Regions from separate parts of the Homo sapiens genome. Here region 2 is linked to region 1. A link is an interaction called in ENCODE POLR2A ChIA-PET data of the cell type or tissue named here. Cell type or tissue: B cell. All regions are shown on one strand. Links, peaks and the distances in the headings refer to the core of each region. The heading gives the core; the rest is flanking DNA.

What was found. Peaks named below come from ENCODE experiments on the same cell type or tissue, not always from the same donor. Only the 100,000 strongest peaks of a DNase experiment are listed, where the experiment ranks them.
Region 2: POLR2A ChIA-PET joins it to region 1 with 10 read pairs; 2 of 35 experiments call an interaction of 5 or more read pairs at or near these places.

Annotation. Positions count from the first base shown.
Region 1 is chr22:46,990,411-46,995,782 of GRCh38, reverse strand. All of the region lies in intron 9 of TBC1D22A (TBC1 domain family member 22A), which reads right to left. Among named protein-coding and RNA genes, the nearest start is that of TBC1D22A-AS1, 77 kb to the right of the region's middle. RefSeq lists an enhancer at 1,695-2,523. In B cell, for the core only: no CTCF peak of the experiment used is centred there; no DNase peak of the experiment used is centred there.
Region 2 is chr22:46,474,212-46,479,583 of GRCh38, reverse strand. All of the region lies in intron 1 of CELSR1 (cadherin EGF LAG seven-pass G-type receptor 1), which reads left to right. Among named protein-coding and RNA genes, the nearest start is that of CELSR1, 61 kb to the left of the region's middle. RefSeq lists an enhancer at 1-400. In B cell, for the core only: no CTCF peak of the experiment used is centred there; a DNase peak (open chromatin) is centred at 2,873; H3K27me3 peaks cover 498 bases.

The DNA.
Region 1 (5,372 bases), core at 167-5,166:
CGCGGCCACAGAGTTCACAGAATCCGCAGGTGGAGGAAGGGTGACAGGGCACACAGCAAGGGTGTCAGCCCTCGGGAGGCCCCAGTGACGTGGAAACAGCACTCACAGAACCCCCAGCTCCAGAACCCAGGAGGTGACCCCAGGTAAGACAAACGTGGAGCTGAGCGACTGCCTTCGGGCCAGCAGCATTCCCAAGTCTGGAAAGTCAAATGTGAACACACGCAGCCAGCACTCTCTACGTTTCTCTCTCACACACACACACACACACAAAGTGCGTGCACACACGCAGAGCACACATGACATCTCCTAACAAGAGCAGGCATGGCAGCCACTGTGGCACAGAACACAAAAAATGCCTACGAGGCCCTAAGGATTTTTCTTTCCCTAGAAATGGAAAATGAGCCGAGTCAGACCTGCCGGCTTGCTGAGGGATTTCTCCCAGGTGGATTTCAAGTGACAGGCTCTGGATTCCAAACTGTCACATCTCTGAGGGCAGAACCACGAAAACTCCGTTTGCCACCTTCACTTAGAATGACGCCAAGGCCCTCCGGTGACCTTGTGTAGCAGGAGGGATGGGCTCCGGGGAGAGGATCTCTGGAGTGACTGCTCCCGGGCCTGGGGATGATATGTTTCCTAGATGTCGTGGGCTGATTCAGGGAGAAGCTTGGAGGCCTCCTGAATTTGGCTGTCCAAAATACGGTGTTTAATGGGCAGGACTTTTAGGCCCTGAAGGAGCTGCGATGGTGTCAGTGAGACCCAGGCACCTGTCCGGCTGAGAGGGAGCCGCAGCAACAGCTAAGGACAAATTGTGAGCTTTCGTATATTTGAAATTTAACAGGAGTAAGAAATTTTGGCTCCAGACTTGAATTCCTTTGACTGTCATCATCTTTGGTCCTGAACTTGCAATGGTTAGCCTTTAAGACTTAATTTCTCCCCAGAGATTGGATAACAGGAGCACACTGATGTTAAAATTTAGGGCACACTGTGTGTTGCAAGTTTACATCATGTAATTTAACCTCGTGGAGGAATTCTGATGAGCCCGGTTGAACAATATAGCTGCACAGAATTAAGGGTGAGAAGTAAACCTGAGAGTGGTGTGGCAGCCTCCAGTACACAGAGGTCCTAAGATTATTTAATGAATGTCCTATTCCGACAAATTCCGGAGCCATGGGGAGCACATTCTAACCACCCCATTGGTCTGTCCTGAGGGACTGCGATCTCTTCCACTCCAAGAGAGGCCACGTCCCTGGCTGTCCAGGTCCCTGATGGTTATGTGAATAACAGACAGACCTGGAGTCAGCTTGGAGCGCAGCTGCTGCCTCTCCTGGACTTGCTCTAGCCGCAGAAATGCTCGCCCCATGGAGGCCAAAACGGGGAGAGGCGAAGGTGGGTTCAGCCCCTTGCACTTCTCAAGAGGCTCCACAGCAGGTGGGCAGGGCCCGGCCCTCAACACTGGCTCTGATGGGGTGGGTGAGCCTGATGGGTCCTGGGATCAGTCAGCCATTCGGTGGCTCTCCCACTAAGACAGGATTTTAGGCTCTCAGTTAGCAGAAATAAAAGTTATTCTTTGCCTCCATCTGGCACAGTTTTGTTTTATTTCTCAATTTGTTCAAAACCCAGGTAGGGAAGACGGATTCTCAGAAATCCAAACAATTAAAAAAAAAGAATGACACCTGAGAGCCAATAACGAAAAGGTCTGCATTTTGAAAGAGAAAATGTTTGCATTTTGAAAGACCTGCAAAGACTGACAGCTATGGCCTCGGCATTCTGGCTTCAGGCTAGGGGCGGAGAAGGCCAGCCTTCAGAAGGCTGTAGCAGGGACGCCCGGCCCCACCCCCCGAGGGCGAGGCGCCAAGGCTAAGACACAGGGGGGTCGGTCTGGGCCCTCCTGGCTCCTGGCTCGGGAGGTGAGCCCAGCCTGCAGAAGGCCCCGCTCTGGGGCCAGGAAGCCTTCAAGGGCACTCTAAGGAGGCAGACACCGTGGCCAAGGAATCCAGAGCCAGGTGGCTGAGGAAAGGAGGGAGAAAAGAATGTCCCATGGCCCTCGCAGCAGCCTGTCCCAGGGAGGCACTGACCGCCCAGGCCCTCCCAGCAGCTGCCCGCAGGCTGCACCAAGGCCCCTGGGTAGATCACAGGCTCTGTCTGCTTAAGGCCCAGAAACCAGATTTGCCCTCGGGACACCCCAGCCCAGCACCCCGCCTCCCACACCTGGCACCCAGATCACCTGTGCTGGTGAACACGTACCTGGGCAGCAAAACAGGAACTAAGCAAGAATCCTCTACACTTATAAAAATGTCATTAGTAATAATATTAACATTATTCCCTTCATAAAAAGTAAGTATGCATGTCCTTTCCAATTGAGATCTGGTATCTTTAAAAAAGGATATAATTTATAAAACATATGCATCAGAGGGAAGAGAGGAAGGGCTGAAGACAACGATCTGTTGTGAAATGTTTCACAGAAGGTGAAGTCTGTGAATATAAATTTTTAAAAATACGCTCAGCTTGCCTTACACCTGTTGCCATTACAACATCACACTCTTCCCGATAACAAATAACACTTTCTGCACTTTTTGGAAGAAAAGTAGAATAAAATTTTCTTAGGGAGCATTTTAGAGAAGAGTCGAAATATAAATTCCTATCAGCTCACCTGGAAGTACCCAGAGTCAAACCTGCCAGCTCACGGAGAAGTTAGACTCCCTCCTGCCTCTCTGACAAAGTGCTCTTCCACCTGGACCAGGGATCCACCTCCCCACAAAGTCCAGCCTCTTCTTTCCAGGCTAATTTCACCGTAACATAGTGTCTTCCCCACATTGAAACCAAATGTGCCTTCCACGCCCAGGCCTTGACCTGCCTCTGAAACACCTCGGGAAGTCTTTTCTGCAAGCAATGGCCTGAGAGACTTCCATTTCCTTCAACTCTTAAGACTCCCTTCCACATCCTCTCGGGGGCCCCTGGCCACCAGCCCTGAACACAGAAGCTGGGCTCTGACCACGCAAGGACAGAGCTAGGAAGCCTCCTGTCACAGCTGCACTCCACTGTCAGCCATTAATACATTAAAGCCATTAACGCATCAGTCCAGCGGAAGGCAGAACCACATCAGATACTAGTTCTTTCATCTGTTCAACTCTGAAAGCCTCCTACGTGCCAGAAAATCAAGTCCTGAGTATCGATGTGTGCGAAGGAGTCAAACACGCAGGCCTGGGAATGCTATCCCCGGAGAGTCCTGCTTGCAAGGCCGGTCCCCGGCCGGTGCCTAGAATGTGGGTTTCAGGAGAGTTCCCACGATTCCCTGACTGATCTGGATGACTCGGCGGGCCTACACTGTGCAGGGTGGTTCACCCTGGGCACCTGCTCTCCTCCTGGGAGGCTGCATTTGGGCACATGCCAAGCAGAGAGTGTCCGCATGCCCAGTCCCCAGTAACATCCTCGGTGCTGAGTCTCTAATGTGCTTCCCCAGCAGGCAACGTTTCGGACGGGTCGTCCCAGCCCCGCACTGGAGGGATCCAGCGTGTCCTGTGTGACTCCGCCAGGAGGGGGCTTGGAAGCTTATACCGCTTCCTCTGGACTTTACCCCTTGATGGAGTCTCCTCTGCATCCTTGCACTGTGAAGAATCACAGCCACGAGTGTGGCTCTGTGGGGTCGTCTTGGGATCCCCTGACACAGACAGGGAGAAAAGTGGACAGGCAGACAGGACCCTTCTGTTCACAGGGATGACAGTCTGACAGCTGAGCCAATGTTCATCACTCGCCAGGCAAGTGCACATTGACTGCTAACGAGGACCTGGGTGGCCACACCATCATAGCACAGAACCAGGGCTGGTCCTGGAAGACCACTTGGAGGGTGTGAGGTCTGAGCAGAGATGAGAGAGAGGGTTCAGGCACCATGCAGCAGAGCCCCGGCGGCCCGAGGGAGCATGTCACATCCCAGAAATGAAATGGAGGCCAGGGCAGCTGGAGGGCAGCGAGCAAGCTGCGGCTGAGGCAAGAGGAGACCGTTCCGAGGCTGGAAGGCCACGTCGGAGTCAGCGGTGAGACCCAGGCAATGCTCTCAAACGCAGGTAATGAAATGCAAATGGAGGCCACTGCAGGTAAGAGATTTGCACCACGGAAAGATGATGTAGAAACAATGGAATGAGCCAAATGAGGATGGAGGGGTATCATTCACGAGGCAACTGCCGTAATCCAGGCAAAGTGACTACACGCGCTTCCCACGGAAGACAAAGTGAACCCCAACTGTCCACACTGCCTTCTGCTGAGCTGACTGCTCGGCTCATGCACCTGAACGTAGGACTTGCCATTTGTTCCTATTAGCTCATTCATTTGATTGGTTCCCGGCTGGCACTGCAGGCAGCTGAACCCATTCTGAATCTTGATTGTGCCATCTATCACATTCGCTATCCCTCCCAGCTGAGAGGCACTGGTTAAACGGATCCCCTTGACGTCTTCACTACAGTCTCTGCCAAGAGGAGGGAAGGGCAGGGCCAAGGACGGGGCTCGGCAGCATGTTCTCAGAAAGCACCCTCAGAGCACAAACGTGTCAGATTCTATGCAGCCTTGTTTAACCAAACCCCCTGCTTTCCTACCTGCCAGGTTCATTTCTCTGATCTTCTGTGTTCCCATCTGTGAAATGGAGAGAGGAAGGGCTCCATCACAAGGGCACAGGCGGTACTGAGTTACTGTGTCTAAAAGAACCTAAGACAATGCCCATATAGAGTGCAAACCCAACCTCCCCCTAATTCCGCACCTTCCATGATGTGTCAGCCATCAAACAGTGGTTTAAGGCTGAAGGCTCCCAACCCAGCCAGGCCAGAGGAACCAGTGCCTCTGTAAACCACTGGAAACGTGACTGTCCCTTGTCTTCAGACACGGGCCAACCAGCAGAGTAAAGCGGCACACCAGCAGGAGGAGGCCATCCATGGTCACTTCCAGACGCACACGGCGAGGAGCAGAGCCGTCACGAACGCCGGCGCGGGAGGGAGACAGCCAGCAAGCCAACGGGGAGAGAAGCCACCGCAGCAGGAGCAGTGGGATGAAAAGGTTCCAACTGCAGGATTTCAACTAAGTCACATTCTGGCAAAGGTGAAACTATGGAGACAGTAAAAAGCCCAGGGGTTGGGTGGAAGGGGATGAACAGGCGGGGCACGAGGGTGTTCAGGGCAGGGGACGACACTGTGCGACACTTTCTTGGTGGACTCATGTCACTGCACACCTTTCAAAACCCACGGCCTACAACTGGTGTAAACTGTGGACTTTAGTTGACAATAATGTATCGATATTGGCTCCTCAATTGTAACACATATGCCACACTGAAGTCAGTGATGTGAGATACTAATCACAGGGAGGCTGGGGCTGAAGGAGGACGCTGAGGA
Region 2 (5,372 bases), core at 88-5,087, 520 kb after region 1:
TCACTATCCCTGGCCCCTGGAACCCAGCATCTCCTGCCCAGAGGCAGCTGTGGTCTCTGGCTCCGTGATGAGCTTGTGGGGGACATGGCTGCAGTGCCGGTTCAGCCACCGTGGGTAGCTTTTTCCCAAAGACGAGGCATCTGCTTGAGGCTCACCTGGAGTGGTAGGGGCTTCCAGGGCAGGGCCCAGACAGTTTTCCCCTGGCAGCTGCCGCAGCCTTTCTGCACAGGAGGGCCTTCGGGCTCGGGGGTAGGAGCGGCTTGACGCAGGTTGGTCCCTGGAGATGAGTCAGCATTTCAGAGGCACTGCTGACAAGCATGGGGGTCGGGACAGACCTGAGTCCAGCAGGTCATTTTGGAGGGAGAGAAGCTCCCAGGATTCAGCAAAACCCCGGGAGCGTCCGTCGGCGGATGCTGCACCAGCCGCAGGTGTGAGCATGCGAGACTCCGGGCAAGGAGAAGAGGAAGATGGAGATAGTGGCACAGGGGCACGCAGAGGGAGGCCGAGGGTCACCTGCTGCTCTGGCCATTGAGGTGGCTGGATGAGGAGCCTGGCTGGGTGCTGGATAGCACTTTTAGACCTGGAGCCTGGAATGTTCCAGACTGGCCCTGGTCGTTCCTGACTCCCTGGGCCTGCGGTGAGCAGTGGCTGAAGAGCCTGAGAGCTCTGAGCAGGACCTGCTGCAGGGCTGGGTTGGGCTCGTTGCTGTGTTTACTAAGACGTCTCATCTTCGGCTGGGCACGGTGGCTCACACCTGTAATCCCAGCGCTTTGGGAGGCCGAGGCGGACAGATCACAAGGTCAGGAGTTCGAGACCAGCCTGGCTAACATGGTGAAACCCCGTCTCTACTAAAAATACCAAAAAAAAAAAAATTTTAGCTGGGCATGGTGGCACGCACCTGTAATCCCAGCTACTTGGGAGGCTGAGGCAGGAGAATCGCTTGAACCCGGGAGGCAGAGGTTGCAGTGAGCCGAGATCGCACCACTGCACTTTAGACTGGGCGACAGTGTGAGACTCCATCTCAAAAAAAAAAAAAAATTCTCATCTTTATTGTCCACAGCTCTCTTGGGCTGGCAGTGGCTCGTGGACACGTCGGGCCAGGGAACATATGGTTGTCCCTTGGCAGGTGCTCAGGGCCGCATTGTCATGCTGGAAGGCATCATTTGGCTCAGAACCAGGTGCCCACTTGTTCTTTGAAATTTGTTTTGTCGTTTAATCTTTGCCTTGGGGAATTTGGCCCATTTTTCCAGGACGAGGGCAGAGAGGTGGCTTTCTGGTTCTGGCAGGGAAGAGCGAGGCTGGAATGGCTCCCCTTTGGCCCAGCCCGTGTCAATCTCTGGGCTCAGCTGGCAGGGGAATGCCCCAGACGGCGCTGTCGGGAGGCGCAGAGGCCCGAGTGGTCTGGCAAAGCCGGGTGCTGAGCCAAGGAGCCCTGAGCTCGGTGCTTCCCGGGCTCCTGGTACCTGCTGAGAGTCTCAGGCCGGAAGGGGTCCAGAGGTTTGGGTGATCATTTCCGAGGGCTGGGTTTTCAGCTGGTGTGCTGCTGCCCTGGCAGGTGTTGTCTGGAGACATGTGTGGTCATCATAGCCTGGGGTGGGGGTGCTGCTGACATCCAGTGGGTGGAGGCCAGGGGTGCTGCCCAGCATCCTCCCGGGGGCTGGCACCCCACAGAGAGTTACCCAGCCCCCACGAGAGTCCACAGTGCTGCCATGGGGTACCTGTCCTGGAAGCTGAAGCCCGGGGGTTCCTCCTTTTTCTTCTTATCTTAAAACAGCATTGGCCAGGTGCCGTGGCTCAAGGCTGTAATCCCAGCACTTTGGGAGGCTGAGGCGGGTGGATCATGAGGTCAGGAGATCGAGACCATCCTGGCCAACATGGTGAAACCCTGTCTCTACTAAAATACAAAAAATTAGCCTGGCGTGGTGGCCCACGTCTGTAGCCCCAGCTACTTGGGAGGCTGAGGCAGGGAAATCGCTTGAACTCGGGAGGTGGAGGTTGCAGTGAGCCGATTGTGCCACTGCACTCCAGCCTGGTGACAGAGCAAGACTCCGTCTCAAAAAAAAAAAAAAGCCAATAAAACAAAACAAAACAAAAAAACAGGCTCGTTGGCCACTCAGCGTCTCCCCACAGGAGTTCCCGGCACTCCCCAACAAGGGGTTTCTTGTGGTCAGACGTTTGGATTCCTGTTCAGGAAACGAATGCCTTCAGATTGTTCTGTGAGGACTTGAAGCAAAGCAGAGACAACAGAAGGTTCCTGATAAACTCCAGGTGTTTGATCCCTGTCGAAGTCCCGGCTGGTGCCTTCACTGTGGCGGGTGGGCCTGTGTGGGCTTCTCCCATGATATTTAGCTCATGGTATAAACAGATGGCGACTTTGGCTCTACCCAAGCCATACTCAGCATCTTTAAGGTGGGGGAGTTTGGTGTCTCCAGGGTCGGAAGGTGGCTTCCTGCTCTTGGAAGGAGAAGTAGTTCCACGTCTTAGAAACCTGTTCATTTCTGACTTCATTCGACAGCTTGGTTTGAAGGAAATGGTTCTTGAAATGCCCTTTAGAATCGCTTTCTCCTTTTGTACAATGTCACGCCAAAATAAGACAAATTTTTACTAAGAATCAATTCTTAACTCTTTTTGCCTTTTAAAAAAATTGAGGTGAAACTCACATACGATAAAATTACCACTTTAAAATGAACACTTCAGTGGCATTTGTTACATTCACGATGTGCAACCTCTCCTTCTGTGCAGTTCTAGAACATTCTCATCACCTGAGAAAGCCCCATACCCAGTAAGCTTAATCACTTCTGGTCCCTCTTGCCCCTTGCGCTTGGCAACCAGCATGGCTTCTGTCTCTGTGGATTCTGGGTGTTTCATATCAATGAAATCATGATTATGTGGCCTTTCGTGTCTGGCTTCTTTCACTTGGCGGAAAGTTTGTGAGTTTCATGCACGTTGTAGCCTGGTCAGTACTTCCTCTTTTTTTTTTTTTTTTTTGAGACGGAGTCTTACTCTGTTGCCCACGCTGGAGTGAAGTGGCACCATCTCAGTTTACTGCAACCTCTGCCTCCCAGGTTCAAGCGATTCTCCCACCTCAGCCTCCTGAGTAGCTGGGACCACAGGTGTGCACCACCACGCCTGGCTAATTTTTTATATTTTGGTAGAGATGGGGTTTCACCATGTTGCCCAGGCTGGTCTCGAACTCCTGAGCTCAGGCAATCCACCCACCTTGGTCTCTCAAAATGCTGGGATTACAGGCATGAGCCACCGCGCCCAGCCTACTTCCTCTTTATGGCTGAATAATATTCCATTGTATGAATGGAACATACTGGGTTTGTCCATTCATACATTGGTGGACGTTTGGGTTTCCACTTTGGGTTATTGTGAATAATGCTGTGGTGAGCATTTGTGGACAAGTTGTGTGGATGTATGTTTTCAATTTTTTTGCATTGCACCTAGGGATAGAATTCTGGGTCATGTGTTAATTCTATGTTGAGCTTTGTGAGGAAGCAATCCTTAACTCTTAAATGAAAGTTCTGCCTCCTGACAAGAATGCACTTGCTCAACGTCTCAGCCCACAACTTCTTTAGGCTGGCGTTGGGCTGGCTATGTTGATGTGTGAACACACCTTCCTGGGGCACAGTGGGGCCTGTTATTATTTCAGGCTTCCAGAAGGTTCCATCAAGCAGAGACATGATGAGCTGTGTTGGAATAACATGGAACAACTTAATAGTATTAAATCCTGAATTAGATTCTAACTTCTGCCTTAGGATATGAGCTTTATTTTGTACATGAAATCAGGAGAGAACATTTCTTAATAAGTGTTATCGAAGATTATGTGATTTTACCATAAATAATAAATGTGGGAGTGACATTGAGAAGGAGGTTTTAGATATCTTCGTAGCTTCATTTCTCCTTGTTTCTTCCCCCCCCATTCGTTTCTTTATTTTTAATTGCAATAAACTTTATAAAACGAACCATCTTGGCCATTTTTAAGTGTGCAGTTCAGTGGCATTAAATGCATTCACATTGTTTCATGGGCGTCACCACCATCCACCTCCAGAACTTCCTCATCTTCCCAAACTAGACTCTGTGCCAATTCAATGCCACCTCCCCACAGCCCTCCCCTAGTCCCTGGCACTCACCATCCTACTTTCTGTCTCTGTGGATTTGACTGTTCTCGGGACCTCTCGTAAGCAGAAGCAGACAGTATTTGTCCTTTTGTGACCGGCCTCTTTCACTCAGTGTGATGTCTTCAAGGCTCATCTGTGTTGTAGCGTGTGTCAGGGTGTCTGTCGTTTTTAAGGCCTCCTTATTTCTTGTGCTACCTGAAGTTGGGTTTTTTTCAGTAATAATAATGTGTAATGTTTATCCTGACTCATCTAATGCTGAGGGCCTGGGGATGTGGTTCTTTCGTGCTCTCCTCCATATCTTGTGACAGAATAATTCTTGTCATTTCTAGGATTTTATAATTTAGGAGACGAGGAAGGATGTTAAGTGAATAAGTGTGCCTTTGAAACAGAATAATGCGGCAAGATAAAATGGCATTTGTGTTTGAATGATTTGAAGCTCTAGAAGCTTTTCAGAGCTTTTAACACGCTCCTCATTTGCCTGTTGATGGGCTTCCCAGGGCCTGCCTGTGCGTTTCCATTTGATTTGTGCTTGGCCATGGGAGAAGCGGCTTGCTGTTCTTAGCAGATCCCGGCAGCCTCTCCAACAAGTTAAGTGACCTGCCTGGGACCTGCAGCTTGAGTTCAGGGTGGATGACAGAGTGAGACTCCGTCTCAAAAAAAAAAAAAAAAAAGAAGTAGAGAGTAGAATAATGGTCACCAGAATCTGGGGAGGTGAGGAAGGAGGAAGAGGGGGTTGGGGAGAGATTGGTCAAAGAGTACAAAGTTACAGTAGGATGGCAGGAATAAGTTCTGTTGCTCTATTGTACAATAGGATGACTATGGTTAATAATATTGTATTGTATATTTCAAAATAGCTAGAGGAAAGGATTTTGAACATTCTTACCACAAATAAATGATAAATTTACAAGTAATGGATATATTAAATACACTTATTTGAGTTTTACACAATGTCTAGGGGTCAGGACCAGGCATCGGGACCAGACACTGGGGCAGGGTTGGGGTGGGTGCTGGCCGCCGGGGGTGCTTGTCTGAGGCTAAGACTAGGTGGGACCAACGGGAGGATGTGTGAGGACCCACCTGCAGCAGCCCGAGGGGATGGCAGTGGTGGGGTTACAGAGTGTGGACTTGGATTCCAAAGAGGAGAAACCAGGGAAACCAAGATGTGGGCTTCCTGGGGGTGTCAGGAGGGCTCCTCCTTCTCCATTGTCCAGCCAGTGGCACAGATGGGGACAAGGAGGACTAGGAGGC